Linked DNA regions of Homo sapiens: regions 1 and 2 are each linked to region 3. Evidence: read pairs that join two places in POLR2A ChIA-PET (ENCODE). Cell type or tissue: PC-9. All regions are shown on one strand.

Region 1 (5,000 bases), 360 kb after region 3:
GTGGGCAAATTACGAGGTCAAGAGATTGAGACCAGCCTGGCCAACATGGTGAAACTTCATCTCTACTAAAGACACAAAAAATTACCTGGGCGTGGTGGCACGCACCTGTAATCCCAGCTAGTCGGGGGGCTGAGGCAGGAGAATCATTTGAACCTTGGAACCTTGGAGGTTGCAATGAGCCGAGATCGTGCCATTGCACTCCAGCCTGGGCAACAGGGCAAGACTCTGTCTCAAAAAAAAAAAAAAAAAGAGTAATGATCATATCTAGTAGAGTTTGGAATAAAATGTAAATACCAGACAACATAACATAGGAATTGGGGTTAGGAAGGCAATAGACTCAAAATGTTCTAATATCAATGTGTTGTCCAGAGGGGTAAAGGTTTTCATTAATTGTAGGCTTTGATAAGTTAAGTGTGCATGTTATAATTTCTAGAGTGAACACTAGAAGAGGTTACACACTATGGCCCATGGGCTAAATACAGATTTCAGCCTGTTTTTATATAGCCTGCAAGCTAAGGATGGTTTCTAGATTTTTAAATGGCTATAAAAAATCTGACTTCGGCCCACAGACCCTAAAAAAACCCACTGACTGTGGTCCACAAACCATAAAATATATATTATCTGGCCCTTTACAGAGAAAAGGTCTCTAATCCCTGCACTAAAGGAATAGAAACAGTATGTCATTTCAAACAAGCTAAGGGACAAAATTAAATGATAAAATATATGCAGATCATTTTTTAAGTCCAGACAGAAGAGAAAAAGAATAGAATGAATAAGCAGATAAGCTAAAGTAATAGATTTAATTCTAAACATTTACAAAGTATACACTGTATTTACATTTACATATACATTAAATGTAAATGAACTAAATGCTCCTGTTAAAAGGCAAAGAATTTCAGACTTGATTTGGAATGGGGGGAGGGGAATTATGGTGTTTACAAAAGAAGAGATACATTTAAAGCATAAGAATAAAGTTTAAAGTAATAAGGTAAAAATACTAGTGAAGAGAAAGTTGAAAAATCACCTATGGGGTACAGTGTCCAATATTTGAATGATGGGTATACCAGAGGCCCAATTGCACCATTACACGTGTAATACCCATGTAGCAAACAAGTACATGTACTCCCTGAATCTAACAAACACACACACACACACACACACACACACAAAGGCAGATGTAAGTATTTATATTCATGAAAGACAAAATAAACTTTAAGGCAAAAACCAGAGGAAAAGATAGCAAAAGTTCCTAGGAAGACATAACAATATTAAATTTGTGCCTACAACATAATCTCAAAATATATAAGCAAAACTTAATAGGACTATGGAAGAATCAACAGCCATAATAGAAGATTTTAAGACACCGTTTTCAGTTTAATTTTAAAAACGAGACAAAAGGGTATAAAAGATTTGAAGAACTCTGTTAATAAACTAGACTTAATGAGCATATGTAGAATACTGCACACAATTGTTGTAAGATACATGTTTCAAGCAGAACATTTACAAATTTGGCTCATATTCTGAGCCTAAAACAAATCTTGATAAATTTCTAATTCATGTAATGTTGATCTGACCACAATATAATTAAGCTAAAATCAATAAAAAAAAAACTAGGAAATCCCCATAATGTGGAAAATTTAAAGTCATACTTCTTTATATCACAGAGAAGTTACAATTAAAAACTAAAAACATTTTGAAGTGAATAATAATGAAAATATCATATATATCAAAGCTGGTAGGAAATTTTTCTAAAGTTAATACTTACAGGAAAATATATAGCATATAATAGAAAAGAGTAAAGACTTAAAATTAATGAGCTAATCATCCATTTCAAAGAGCTTAGAAAAAGAATAGTAAATTCAACCCCCCCCCAAAAAAAGTATACGGAAGACCAAAGCACAAGCTAATAAAATAGTAAGCATACAATTAAGAAAATGAACAAAAATCAAAATTGGATCTTTGAAGAGATTAGTAAAATTGGCAAACCTCTGGAGAAATAACGAAGACACTAGAAAAGAAAAGCACAAATAACCTATGTCAGATAGAAAAAGGAGAACATTATTATGACCATAATTATATAAAAAGATAATATTGTGAACAACTTTATGCCAATAAATTTAAATTTTATAAAAAGCCTTAGAAAAGCATTGCTTACCTAAATTGACATAAGTAGAAATAGAAATTCTGAGCAGTCCTAGACATAGAATTTGTATTTATACTCAAAAATCTTCCCACAGTGAAAACTTAAGGCCAGGCAGTTCCACTGGCAAGTTATACCAAACATTCTAGGAATAAATAATAATTCCAAGTTGGCCCCAAACTCTTATGAAGACTCAAACTTGTTTTATGAGGCTGGCATACTCTTGACACCAAAACCCAACTAGACAGTATGAGAAAGAAAAATTACAGGCTACTCTTTCTCAAGAACATAGATGCAAAAATTCTTTTAAAAAATTAGTAAACTAAATCCAGTAACATATAAAAGGATAATGTTAGGTTTAACAAATGCAATACATATTTTACATTACCAAAAAAAGTAATGTAATTCATGACATTAAAAGATCAAAGTAGAAAATTCTAATAATGATCGCAATATATGCAAAGAGATGTTTGACAAAATTCAACATTCATTCATGATTTTAAAACAAACAAAAACCCTTAGCAAACTGGAAACAGAAGGGAACTCCCTAAATCTGATAATATCTGATCTAATATACAGGTATATGAAACACTACAACAGATAGTATACTTTCAGGTGAAACTGTTAAAAACTTTTCCTTGGAGATTGGCAACAAGATAAGGAAGCTCACTATTACCACAGCTGTTAAACTCTTGTTCTGTAAGACCTGGCCTGTGTACCAAGGAAAATAAATAAAATAAAACATACAAGGATTGGAAAGATAAAAATGAACTTTATCATTCACGGATGATATGACGAGTATATGAAAAATGCAAAGCGATCCACAGATAAACTATTATATTCAATGAGAGAGTTTAGCGAGGTTGCTGAATACAAAAATCAATATTAAAACTTCATTGTGAGGCCAGACATAGTGGCTCATATCTGCAGTCTCAGCACTTTGGGAGGCTGAGGCAGGTGGATCACTTGAAGCCAGGAGTTCAAGACCAGCCTGGCCAGCATGGTGAAACAGCATCTCTACTAAAAATACAAAAATTAGCTGAGCATGGTGGCATGTGCCTGTAATCCCAACTACTCAGGAGGCTGAGGCACAAGAATCACTTGAACCTGGGAGGCAGAGGTTGCAGTAAGTCAAGATGGCACCACTGCACTCCAGCCTGGGCAACAGAGTGAGACTGCATCTCAAAAAAAAATAACAATTATGTAAAATTATATAGTAGCCATAAGAATCAGGAAATGAAGATTTTTAAAAAATCACTGCAATAGGCAGCCTCTAAGGAAGTCTCCCAGTGAACCCTACCTCCTGGTATTCACACCTTTGGGTAATCTCATCTTCTTGTATGGGCTGGATTTAGTGCCTCACTTCTAATGAATAGAATATGGCAGAAATAATGGGATGTCTCTTCTGATATTAGGTTATAAAGAGTGTGGCTTCCATCTTGAATACTATCTCTCTCTCTCTCTCTCTCTCTGATACTATCTCTCTCTCTCAGATCACTTGCTCTGGGTGAAGCTAGCTGCCATGTCATGAGGCAGCCCTGTGGATCACCTCCACAGTCAGGCCCTCAGATGAGACCTCAGCCCTGTCCTCCAACTTGACTGAAACCTCATAAGAGACCTTGAGCCATTGCCACTTAGCTAGGCTACCCCTGGATTCCTGGCCCACAAAAATGGGGAGATAAATTTTGTTGTTTTAGCCACTGAGTGTTGGAGTGATTTGTTACATGGCCATGATAACTAATATGACCATCATTTATAATACTTCAAAATATATCAAGTACTGAGAAATAAATCTAACTAGAAATGTGCAAAACCCAGATAAAATTCTAAAACTTAATTGAGAACTAATTTAAGACATGCAGAAATATACAAGATAGGGCACTCACCAGCAGTCTAATACACATGTGGCTGCCTGGTTTATGACAGAGGTGACATTTCTGAATATTGAAGGAAGAGTTGACTTTTCAATAAATGGTGCTAGAACAGTTGGGTATCCCTACGGGAAAAAAAATGAAATTTGACCCTAGCACATACCAGTTACCAAAATCAATTAAAGACCTAAGGGTGAAAAGCTATTAAACTTCCAAGCCATAACATAAACTTTGGAGCAGGGAAGGATTTCTGAAAAAAAAAAAAAAAACACAAAAAAACACTAACCAGAAGTAAGAGTTTAATCAATTAGAATATATTAAACTAAAGAATGTCTGTTTGTCAAAAGACGGCAGGGAAAAAAAAGTGAAAAAGAAAACTCATAGAATGGGAGAATATATTGACAATAATATAACTGACAAAGGAATACTATTCAGAATACATAAATAGCTCCTACAAATCGACAAGGAAGAAATGAAGAGTGAGCCTGAGACAAGGACTTGGGTACAGGCAGTATATCTAGAAGGTCATGCCAGCAGCAGAGTTGGTGGGGGAGGGAGGTAGAAACCCAGTTCACGGGCATTGTCAAGGTCACTGCTGTAGGTACTGAAGACTGGGTTCCTTTGGGACCTCCAAGACCCCTGAGAGTTCCAGGGTTGTTTCCATGAAGGTCAGGAGGCTGGGGCATTTCTCCACCATTCCAGGCTTTCCCACATGGTTGGATGAGTCCCTGGGTAGAATGTGGAAAGACTGGCTTTCTGGCAGTGGGAGGCTCCATGACATGGAGGCTGAAATCAGAGTGATGCTGGCCCCAGATGTGTCTGCTATAGAGCCAAATGACCCAATAAGAAGCTGGAAAAGCATTTGAATAGGCACTTCAAAAGAGGAAATCCAACTGGCCGATAAATACATGCCATGGAAATACAACTTAAAATAACAATGAGCCATCACGACCCACCCATGAGATTTCCCCAAATTAGCCATACGGAGT
Region 2 (5,000 bases), 570 kb after region 3:
TGATTATTTTTTAATTAATCAATTTATTTATTTATTTTTCGAAACAGGGTCTCACTGTGCCACCTAGGCTGAAGTGCAGTGGTGCAGTCATAGCTCACTGTAACCTCAAACTCCTGGCTCAAGCAATCCTCCTGCCTCAACATCCTGTATAGTTGGGAATACAGATGTGTGCCACCATGCCCGGCTAATTTTTTATTTTTTGTATATATAGGGTATCACTATGCTGCCCAAGCTGATCTCAAACTCCCGACCTCAAGCAATCCTCCTGCCTTGGCCTCCCAAAGTGCTAAGATTGCAGGTGTGAGCCACTGCACTCAGTCACAAATTATTCTGCTCTCGTTAATGACACTATAATGTTTCTTCACCCTACTTTACTGAAAACCAAGAAGACTGCGTTTCTTTATAGATATCTTATAATTCTATAGTCTTGTTTGGGTACCCAATAACAAAAGCAAATATAAATAGGTTACTTCAAACCCTTTGAAAACATCTATTGCATGATCATACGTCTGTTTATTGAGAGCTCACTATGGGAATGTCATTTTTCTACATGTTTAAGGGTTATCTCATGATACCTTCACCCCTGAGATGAGTTGTTGTTATTCCCATTTTACAACAGAGAAAACCAAGACCCAGAGAGGTTAAGTAACCTGCCCAAAGTCATGCAGCCAGGGAGTCCCATGTTATGTTTTGCTCCTGCATTGCTAGAAATTGCTCATTGCAAATAATCCTATTCTGGCCTCTGAAGATAACAGGATCCCCTGAAGGTAAGAGAGGGGCATCTCTTCAAAACATGTGCTGCTCTGGAATTCTCCTGGGTTCAGAGGCACACTCCCCACCTCAGTTTGGCATGATTAAAGAGATCCTGCTTGGGTTTCAGTCATTGAACTTTGCTGCCAGTTCAGGAAAGCCAGCCTGGCAGTAGATCTTTTCTTAAGTCTTTGCAGCTAAATCATTATTTATCCAGGAAAGCACATGTCTGAGCAGAAGTGAACAGGGCACGGGTGGTCTCCTGAGCGCTTATGTACATCTGGGAGGAACTGGGCATGTGCGCACACACACAGACACACATGTGCAGAGCACAGACACATATACACACAGAACACACATATACACACATACACATAAACACTCGCATATGCAAACTACACACACTCATACAAACATGCACTACACATACACACAATGCACACACATGCACAGTATACACATATGCATGCATACACACATACACACAACACATGCATACATACACTACATGAATACACACATATACACGACACATACACAAAATGCACACACATGCACAATACACACATACACATGCATACACACACTACACACACATGCATAGTACACACATACACACATACATATAAACATACATACATACACTACACACATATATACACGACACATATGTACAATGCACACATATGCACAGCACACACATACACATATACGTATATGCATAAACACATGCATACATACACTACACACATACAGACAATACACATACACACATATATACATGCTACACACATACACACAATGCACAGACACACTACACACATTCACACAATACACATACACACATATACAAACATACCACACACATACACTACACACACATATACACACATACTACACACATACACACAATGCACACACACATATACACACACATACTACACAATACACTATACACATATACACACATACTACACACATACACACGATACACATATACACATATACACACATATTACACTCATGCACACAATACACATATACACATATACACACATATTACACATATACACACATACTACACAGATACACATAATGCTCACACACACAACACACATACACGCAATACACACAAATACACCATGCCTTCCGGGCACCTGTTATTCAACCTCAAGCAGGAAATTCCCAGCCATTCATTTCTGTGTTTTTCTGTCTGGCCTCACCCTTTTGGGGAATGTACAGAGGACACAGGGGACTCAATGGCAAAGATCAGAGGGTGAGAAGCTCAGGGCCTGAGAACCTTGGGGGGTGGGAGCCGGTGGTCCGGTGCAGTGGGCTCCAAAACTTTGGACAGGCATCAAATCCCCTAATTTGGAGGCAGTGCAGGGTGGACTGAGGAAGAGGAGAGAGAAGGAGGCTGAGGCGGGGGTGGGAGAATGGTGCAGCTTGAAGGGGCGACCCCCACGCCTGAAGCCTGAACTCAGCAGGTCAGAAGTGGGGCTCAGGAGCCTACACTTTTGAGAGTCTGTGTCTCACACTTTTCTCTGTAATGCTCAGGCTGAGTTCTGGAGAAAGACCTTGAGTTCTATCCCTGCTCTGCTGCTTATAAGCTGCTTCACCCTGAGCAAGTCACATGTCATTTGAGAGCCTTTCTCTTTTCTTTTTCTTTCTTTCTTTCTCTCTTTCTCTTTTCTTTCTCTTTCTTTCTCTCTTCCTTTCTTTCTCTTTCTCTTCCTTTCCTTCTTTCTTTCCTTTCTCTCTTTTTCTTTCTTTCTTTTCTTTTTCTTTTCTTTCTTTCTTTCCTCTTTTTCTTTCATCTCTTTCTTTCTTTCTTCTCTTTCTCTCTCCTTCCTTCCTCTCCCTCCCTTCCCTCCCTCCCTTCCTTCCTTCCTTGCCTCCTCTCTCTCTCCCTTTCTCTCTCTCTCTCTCTCTGTCTCCCCTGTTTCTTTTTTTTTGTTTTTTTGAGGCAGGGTCTTGCTCTTTTGTCCAGGCTGGAATGCACAGGCATGATCATGGCTCACTGCAGCCTTGACCTCCCTGGGCTCAGGTGATTCTCCCACCTCAGCCTCCCAAGTAACAGGGACTACAGGCACATGCCACTGCACCCAGCTAATTTTGTATTTTTATAGAGATGTGGTTTCACCATGTTGCCCAGGCTGGTCTCTAATTTCTGGGCTCAAGTGATCTGCCGGCCTCTGCCTCCCAAAGTGCTGGGACCACAGGCTTCAGCCACCACGCCCAACCTGAGAGCCTTGCTTTCATCACTAGTAAGATGAGGATCATTGTACATAAAGAATTTCACACATTGCCTGGCACATGGTAAACATTACATGAACAATGTCTGCTATTATTTTATAACTAATGTTATATAATAACACCCGTACTCCCCCAGGGTGACAGTGGGCAGGTCCAGGCAGCAGCTGCCATTTGAGATAGAGCAGGCTTGGGTCAGCTCTCTTGTTTCCTACCATCCCCTCTACCTCCTGGATCCCCCATACCTTGTGCCCACATCAGTTACCATTTATCATTGCTCTTCTTGTTTTTCTTATAGTGAGGATATTTTTCTCTGAGCCCAAGTCTCCATCAAAAGTAGGTCAAGGGCCAGGTGTGGTGGCTCATGCCTGTAATCCCAGAACTTTGGGAGGCCGAGGGGGGGTGGATCACAAGGTCAGGAGATCAAGACCATCCTGGTTAACGTGGTGAAACCCCATCTCTACTAAAAATACAAAAAAAAAAAAATTAGCTGGGCATGGTGGCACGCGCCTGTAGTCCCAGCTACTCAGGAAGCTGAGGCAGGAGAATCCCTTGAACCTGGGAGGTGGAGGCTGCCGTGAGCCAAGATCACCCACTGCACTCCAGCTTGGGTGGCAGAGTGAGACTCTGTCTCAAAAAAACAAAAAAATGGTCCCATTCAAACTGTGCATTAATTGTGGGAATGGCTTCAGCTAACATTTAGCTCTGAAACTGAAAGAAAATGAAACTACACAAACACTCCAGGATCCCTGGGGAATTGCTCTGGACTGAGCCAGCATACAAGTCTCTCCCACTCCTACTTCTCATCCTGAGCCTGCTGAGAAGGTTGCAATCTTACCTAAGAATGTGATGAAAAGACAGAGACACATCTTTTCATTTCAAAGCCTCTGTTGGTGTCTTGTGTTGCTGGTGGGTGGTGTGCAGGGAGAGTTTGGGGGCTGGAACCAGGCCTGCGGTGGAGCTCCTTCCTGGGGGTGGGAAGGGGCGAAAGCTACACAAGCTTGAGTTTGGGGCAGAGCAGGGGGAGCTCACGGCAGGGGGAGAGCCGCAATTTACAGCATTGCACAGAGGCAGAGTGATTCCTACAAGCCCGAATCTATGAGGTTTAGCAGGTAGTGAAACAAGGGAAGCCAGCAGGGTATGAGAGAAGCCATGTGCCCATCATGGTCTGGCTTTCCTTGACCTACTTTTTTTTTTTTTTTTAGACGGAGTCTCGCTGTCACCTGGGCTGGAGTGAGTGCAGTGGCGCGATCTCAGCTCACTGCAGCCTCTGCCTCACAAGTTCAAGCCATTCTCCTGCCTCAGCCTCCCAAGTAGGTGGGATTACTGGGGTGTGCCATGACACCTGGTTAATTTTTGTAGTTTTAGTAGAGACAGGGTTTCACCATGTTGGCCAGGCTGGTCTCGAACTCCTGACTTCAAGTGCTCTACCCACCTCGGCCTCTCAAAGTGCTGGGATTATAGGTGTGAGGCACCGCGCCAGCCTTTGACCTACTTTTGATGGAGACTTGGCTCAGAGAAAAATATCCTCACTATAAGAAAAACAAAAGAAAAGCAATGATAAATGGTAACTGATGTGGCCACAAGGTCCAGGAGATCCAGGAGGTGGAGGGGATGGTAGGAAACGGGATTGCTGACCCAAGCCTGCTCTATCTCAAATGGCAGCTGCTGCCTGGACCTGCCTACTAAAAAACACCATTCATGTAGACATTGAATCTAAGATACGATTGATGGTAAGATGTTCTGATATTTAACAAATTACTAATAAAGAAAAAAAGCCTGCCAATTAAGCTGTGACAAGCCATTGATTACAAAACGAGTCTCAATTCCACACATGTCACAGTGTGAAAAGGATGCATCCTAACATTCATGAAATATTGGATACCAGTAGGCTGGACTTGGTCTGTGGCAGCCTTGCGCAGTTTCCAACCTGCACAACTGTACACAACAGCTCTTATGAAGCTTCCCAGAACACTGAAGAGCTTAGGGGCCACCAC
Region 3 (5,000 bases):
CTGGAAGCAGGGCTTGGATCACTGTGGGGGACATCAGGGTGCCTGGGCTGGCCTCAGTGTCTGAGTTCTCAGAGCTGACTCAGGGAGGGGTGGCTGCCCCATCAGTAAGGGTGGCAGACTGGCAGGGGGACTGTGGCGAAGAGGGGAGCCAGGGAGCTCCGAGAAGGGGCCCTGCTTGGTTTCAACTGCCTCTTCCTTGCTGGCGTTTAGGCCCTGTGTGGCCAGATCCTCCAGGTTTTCCAGAGAAGCTAGAAATCTAGCTTTTTATGTAAAACCCTCAATTTTTAGTCAAGAAGTTTTCAGGACACTGTAGACTTCCAAAGTAAGCTTGAAGCTCCCAGTTTGTAGTTTCTGCTGGAAATCCAGAGACATGCATTCATTTCCATTCACCCCATTCATTCGTTCCTTCACTCATTCATTCATTAGACTGCTGGCTCCTTGAGGGCAGGGGCTTTTGTCCTGGTCACTACTGAACCCTTGGTGCCCAGCACAGCACCTGCCACAGAGTGAGGACTCAGCACACATGGGACAAATGAATGCATGAATGAACACACGTATATATAATCACACACTTCATTCACTCATTCATTCATTCATTCATTCATTCATTCATTCATTCCTTGCTGCAGCTCTCTCTCTGTGTCTTTTGGTCCTCTACTTCCTTCTGAGACATATGCAGCTGATTCCTGGGACCACTAAAGCAATTTAGGATGAGGGCACCTAGAGGACTCACCAGCCTTCTTTTGGGCCATACTTGGGGGAACCGGTTGTCCTGGGAACATGGTGCTTCTCTGAAGAGAGTGGAGCTTCCCAGAGGCCAGATGGATTTGGGATCCAATGCTTGATCTTAGGACCAGCCACATAATTTGTGGGGCCCAGGGCAAAATGCAAATGCAGGCCCCTTAAAAGTTTGTTTAAAATGTTTTCAGACTGTGACAGCAGAGTATGAAACCAAAACCAGGTCCTTCTAAGTCTAAGGCTTTGTGTGATGGCACAGGTCACACTCCTGTACAGCCAGCCAGCCCTGTCTGTTCCAGCACAGGGAGCCCCCAGGGCTGCATTCAGGTCCTCAAGCGGCTCTTGCCTCTCCCCTGCTGCCCCAGGAGGCCATGGCTGTGGTTCCAGAGCCTGGTCCAGCCCTGGCTCAGAAATGGAGGCTGACAGGATTTCCCCACCCGCTTGGGGCCCTTTGAGAGTTTCCAGGACAAGGCCCCCACTGTGCAGAACAGGATTGGAGGGCACGGAATGGCTGGTTGAGGCCTGGCCCCGAGGTGGGCTGTTAGTGCGCTGGCCGGTTCCCTCAGGGCACTCTGCTGATCACTGGCCCCTCTGCAGGCCTGGGCTGCGGCTGCTTCTGTGGCTGGAGCAGAATCTGGAAAGAGTGCTTCCTCAGCCCCCCAAATCCTCTGAGGTGAGCCAAGGAAGGGAGAGGCAGGGAGTTGAGTATATGGGGGGGCTTCTGGGGCCCCAGGAGGGACTGCCTCCTCCAGCAGGCTGTCCCCACCCACCCCAGAACTCATGAGGGGGCGATGCCCCACTTTGGAGAGTCCTCTATGGGGAGGAGTGACTGTGAGAGGGGGCCGGGATTCAGAAGGAGAGACACCCCCCACCCCCATCCCCGGCTCACCCGCCTTGGGCCAGGACACAGCTGGTAGTGGCGGTTGGGGAAGCGCACAGAGCTTGCTATGGCCCATGACCTTGCGCCCTGTTTGTCACCCAGGTCTGGAGAGATGAGCCTGCAGTTGCTACAGGTGCTGCCTCAGACCCAGGTACAGGGAGGGGAGCTCGGGAGGGGGCTGCCTGGGATGGTCACGGGCTGGGCTCAGGGATCAACTGGGCCCTGGAGGATCCCCCAGAGGCCCTTAGCCCCCACCCAGACTAGGACGGGGTTCAGGGCTTGCCTGGAGCAGGCTGTTGGCGGGGACACCAGAATCCCCTCCCCAGTCCAGGCTGGGAAGCCAGTGTCCTGGAACAGACTTGTGGGTCTTGGGTAAGTCTCTTCCCCTCCCTGGGTCTCAGTTCCCTTGTCTGTCTGGTCTGTTTGAGGATTGGGATGGGTGAGGTGGTCCCAAAGGGCTCCCCATTCAGTCCTGTTAGCGACTCGAATCTGGCCCCGTGCCCTTGAGGGGTTGGAGGAAGCCCTCAAGGGATGGCGTCTCTAGCTCCTGCTTTCCCCGCTGCTTAGCGCCTCCAGGACGCCCCCAGGAAATGGGGCCCAAGCTGCAGGCCCGGGAGACCCCCTCCCTGCCCACACCCATCCCCCTGCAGCCCAAGGAGGAACCCAAGGAGGCACCAGCTCCAGAGCCCCAGCCCGGCTCCCAGGCCCAGACCTCCTCCCTGCCACCAACCAGGGACCCTGCCAGGTGAGCCACCCTCAATGCAGCGCCTCCCACCAGGGAGCAGGATGAGCACCTTGTCCCCGCCTAACACCCAACCTCCTGGAAACCTGGAAGAAAATTCAACTGGATGTGTGCAGCCTCCTTCCCAAGGCAGCCACATCAGCTTCGTGCCCTTTCCCACATTTTCTATGCACGTCCAAGCTTTCAAGCTTTGGGTACTTTTCTTTTCTTCAACACACACCTGACAGGAGCAAACTATACATACTCGTCTGCACTTTGCTTTTTTGTTTGTTTGTTTGTTTGTTTTTTTGAGACCGAGTCTCGCTCTGTCTCCTAGGCTGGAATGCAGTGGTGCAATCTCTGCTCACTGCAACCTCTGCCTCCTGGGTTCAAGTGATTCTCCTGCCTCAGCCTCCTGAGTAGCTGGGATTACAGGTGCCCGGCTAACTTTTGTATTTTTAGTAGAGACGGGGTTTCGCCATGTTGGCCACGCTAGTCTCAAACTCCTGACCTCAAGCAATCTGACCGCCTTGGCCTCTCAAAGTGCCAGGATTATAGGCATGAGCCACCCGGCCTGGCCTGCTTCCTCTTTTTTTTTTTTCTTAACCTGAAAAATGTGTCTTAGAAGTGCTTTTATTCACACAGGTCTTACTGCATTCTTTCTTGAACAGCTGCATTAAATGGATGCACCAGTTTTTATTTAACCACTCAGTGGACATTTACATTTGTTTTCACTCTTTTGCCACAGTCAATAACCCGTGCATGCATCATTGGGTTCACGCACAAGTAAATCTGGAGGATAAATAAGTGGAAATGGAGTTCCTGGGCCAAAGGATACATATATTTAAAATGGGATACAGGCTGGGTGCAGTGGCTCATGCTTGTAATCCCGGTACTTTGGGAAGCCATGGCAGCAGGAGTTCGAGACCAGCCTGGGCAATATAGAAAGACTCCATCTCTACAAAAAATTAAAAAAAAAAAAAAAAAAAAGCTGGGCATGATGGCATGTGCCTGTAGTCCCAACTACTCAGGGGGCTGAGACAGGAGTGAGATATGATCACATCAGCCTGGGCCACCAAGTCAAGAAAGAAAGATGGGAGAAAAAAGAAGGGAAGGAGGGAAGGAAATCGGGACAGGTATTGCCACATTCCATGTGTGAGATGCCCAAAGTGCACTCCCTTCCGAGAACGGGTGGGAGGGTGGGGGGAGGCCGAGCTACCTGCTAGGGCCTGAACAATAGCCAGAGCACCGAGGGAGGGTGGAGAGGGGGGAGAATGGTCTTCAGGGCTGGAGACCTGGGCTCTGGCTCCTGGCAGGCTCTGCCTTTTGGCAGGCTTGTTTTCTGCCTTGGGAACGAGCTGACTCCAGCCTCAGTTTACCCATGACCCTTCCCACCTGGACACCGCACACTCTCTCCCACCTGCAGGCTGGTGGCATGGGTCCTGCACAGGCTGGAGATGGCCTTGCCGCAGCCAGTGCTACATGGGAAAATAGGGGAACAGGTCAGTGCTGGGCTCATGGAGTGGTGGCCCTGGTGGTGGTGGGAGGGGTCTTGGGAACTTGGGTAAGGAGGAGGATGGTTGGCCCTGTGGCAGAAGCCCAGCTCCCCCAGCCTTCCTGTCTGCATGGCCCACGTTCATTCCACCCACTCCCTGAGACATGCTGGCCCAGCCCCACCTGCCAGGAGTTCACAGTCAGCGGGGGAGGTGCTTCCGTGGGGGAGCAGAGAGGATATGGGGCACAGAAGTGGAGCCTCCTGGGAGCATCAAGAAGGGCTTCCCAGTGGAGGTGGCCTCCAAGCATGTGCAAAGGTCCAGAAATGAGAGATACCTAGATTCTGGGAAGAAGTAAGGCTCACAGGAGCCGGCAGCCCTATGTGCATTCCTGATAGCCTAGGGCTCCAACATGAGTGGCCAGGGGGAGCGCTCATGAGCTCTGTCACCCCTTCTTTTCCTTCCTCAAGAACCGGGAACCTGGCCCTTTTTTCTTGGGTGCAATTGGACGTCTTTATAGAAGCACCTGGAACTGGGAGGTGGGAGGCCTAATCTCTCTCCTGGCTGTGTGGCCTCAGCTCTGGCCCTCTCAGAACTGCAGTTGTCCCAGCTGACCAATGGTCAGTTGTTTACAGAACTCTTTACCTGCATTCTCATACCCAGGGCTGTGAGAATGGAGGTAAAGAGTTCCGTAAACAAAGCTGTCTAGGCCCCAGAGAGAGGAAGGCCTGGCCAGGTCCTGGGCCTTTGTGTCACTCAAGAGCTCGGCCTGGCTCCTCTGAGCAGGTGCCGCTGCTGTGGCTGTCTGGGGTCACCCCCACCTTGCTTCACTTGAGCCAAGGCTCGAGCTCTCAAAGCCCCCTCCCCCCACCTCAAATCCTTCATTGGCCCTGGGCACAGCAGGGACTCTCTTCTCCATCCCATGGGACAACTAAGGCCCGGAGAGGTGGGTCAAGGTCACGTGCTAGAAGGTGTGGCTGAAACGGGGAGGCTGGTGAAGAGGCCGTGGCAGGATTTTCCCTTTTTTCTCTCTCCATGCAGGAGCCTGACTCCCCTGGGATATGTGATGTGCAGACCAGTAAGTGACACATTACTGAGTCCCCATGTACATATTAGGAAGGGTTGCTTGGTGTCCTTGGGTCTGACTGTATGTGGGCAGGGGGGCTGT

What was found. Peaks named below come from ENCODE experiments on the same cell type or tissue, not always from the same donor. Only the 100,000 strongest peaks of a DNase experiment are listed, where the experiment ranks them.
Region 1: POLR2A ChIA-PET joins it to region 3 with 5 read pairs; 2 of 35 experiments call an interaction of 5 or more read pairs at or near these places.
Region 2: POLR2A ChIA-PET joins it to region 3 with 5 read pairs; 1 of 35 experiments calls an interaction of 5 or more read pairs at or near these places.

Annotation. Positions count from the first base shown.
Region 1 is chr16:57,594,501-57,599,500 of GRCh38, reverse strand. The region is part of intron 1 of LOC105371291 (a long non-coding RNA gene); the gene reads left to right. LOC107984889 (a long non-coding RNA gene) reads right to left here and starts at 4,146. Exons shown (of 2, transcript XR_001752212.2): 1 at 4,027-4,146; 2 at 1,354-2,008. In PC-9, no CTCF peak of the experiment used is centred here; no DNase peak of the experiment used is centred here.
Region 2 is chr16:57,385,545-57,390,544 of GRCh38, reverse strand. No RefSeq gene overlaps it. Among named protein-coding and RNA genes, the nearest start is that of CX3CL1, 16 kb to the right of the region's middle. In PC-9, no CTCF peak of the experiment used is centred here; a DNase peak (open chromatin) is centred at 1,934; H3K27ac peaks cover 638 bases.
Region 3 is chr16:57,957,251-57,962,250 of GRCh38, reverse strand. It overlaps CNGB1 (cyclic nucleotide gated channel subunit beta 1), which reads left to right. Exons shown (of 33, transcript NM_001297.5): 8 at 1,336-1,411; 9 at 1,721-1,769; 10 at 2,186-2,363; 11 at 3,766-3,841; 12 at 4,874-4,910. Among named protein-coding and RNA genes, the nearest start is that of CNGB1, 11 kb to the left of the region's middle. In PC-9, no CTCF peak of the experiment used is centred here; DNase peaks (open chromatin) are centred at 2,970 and 4,450.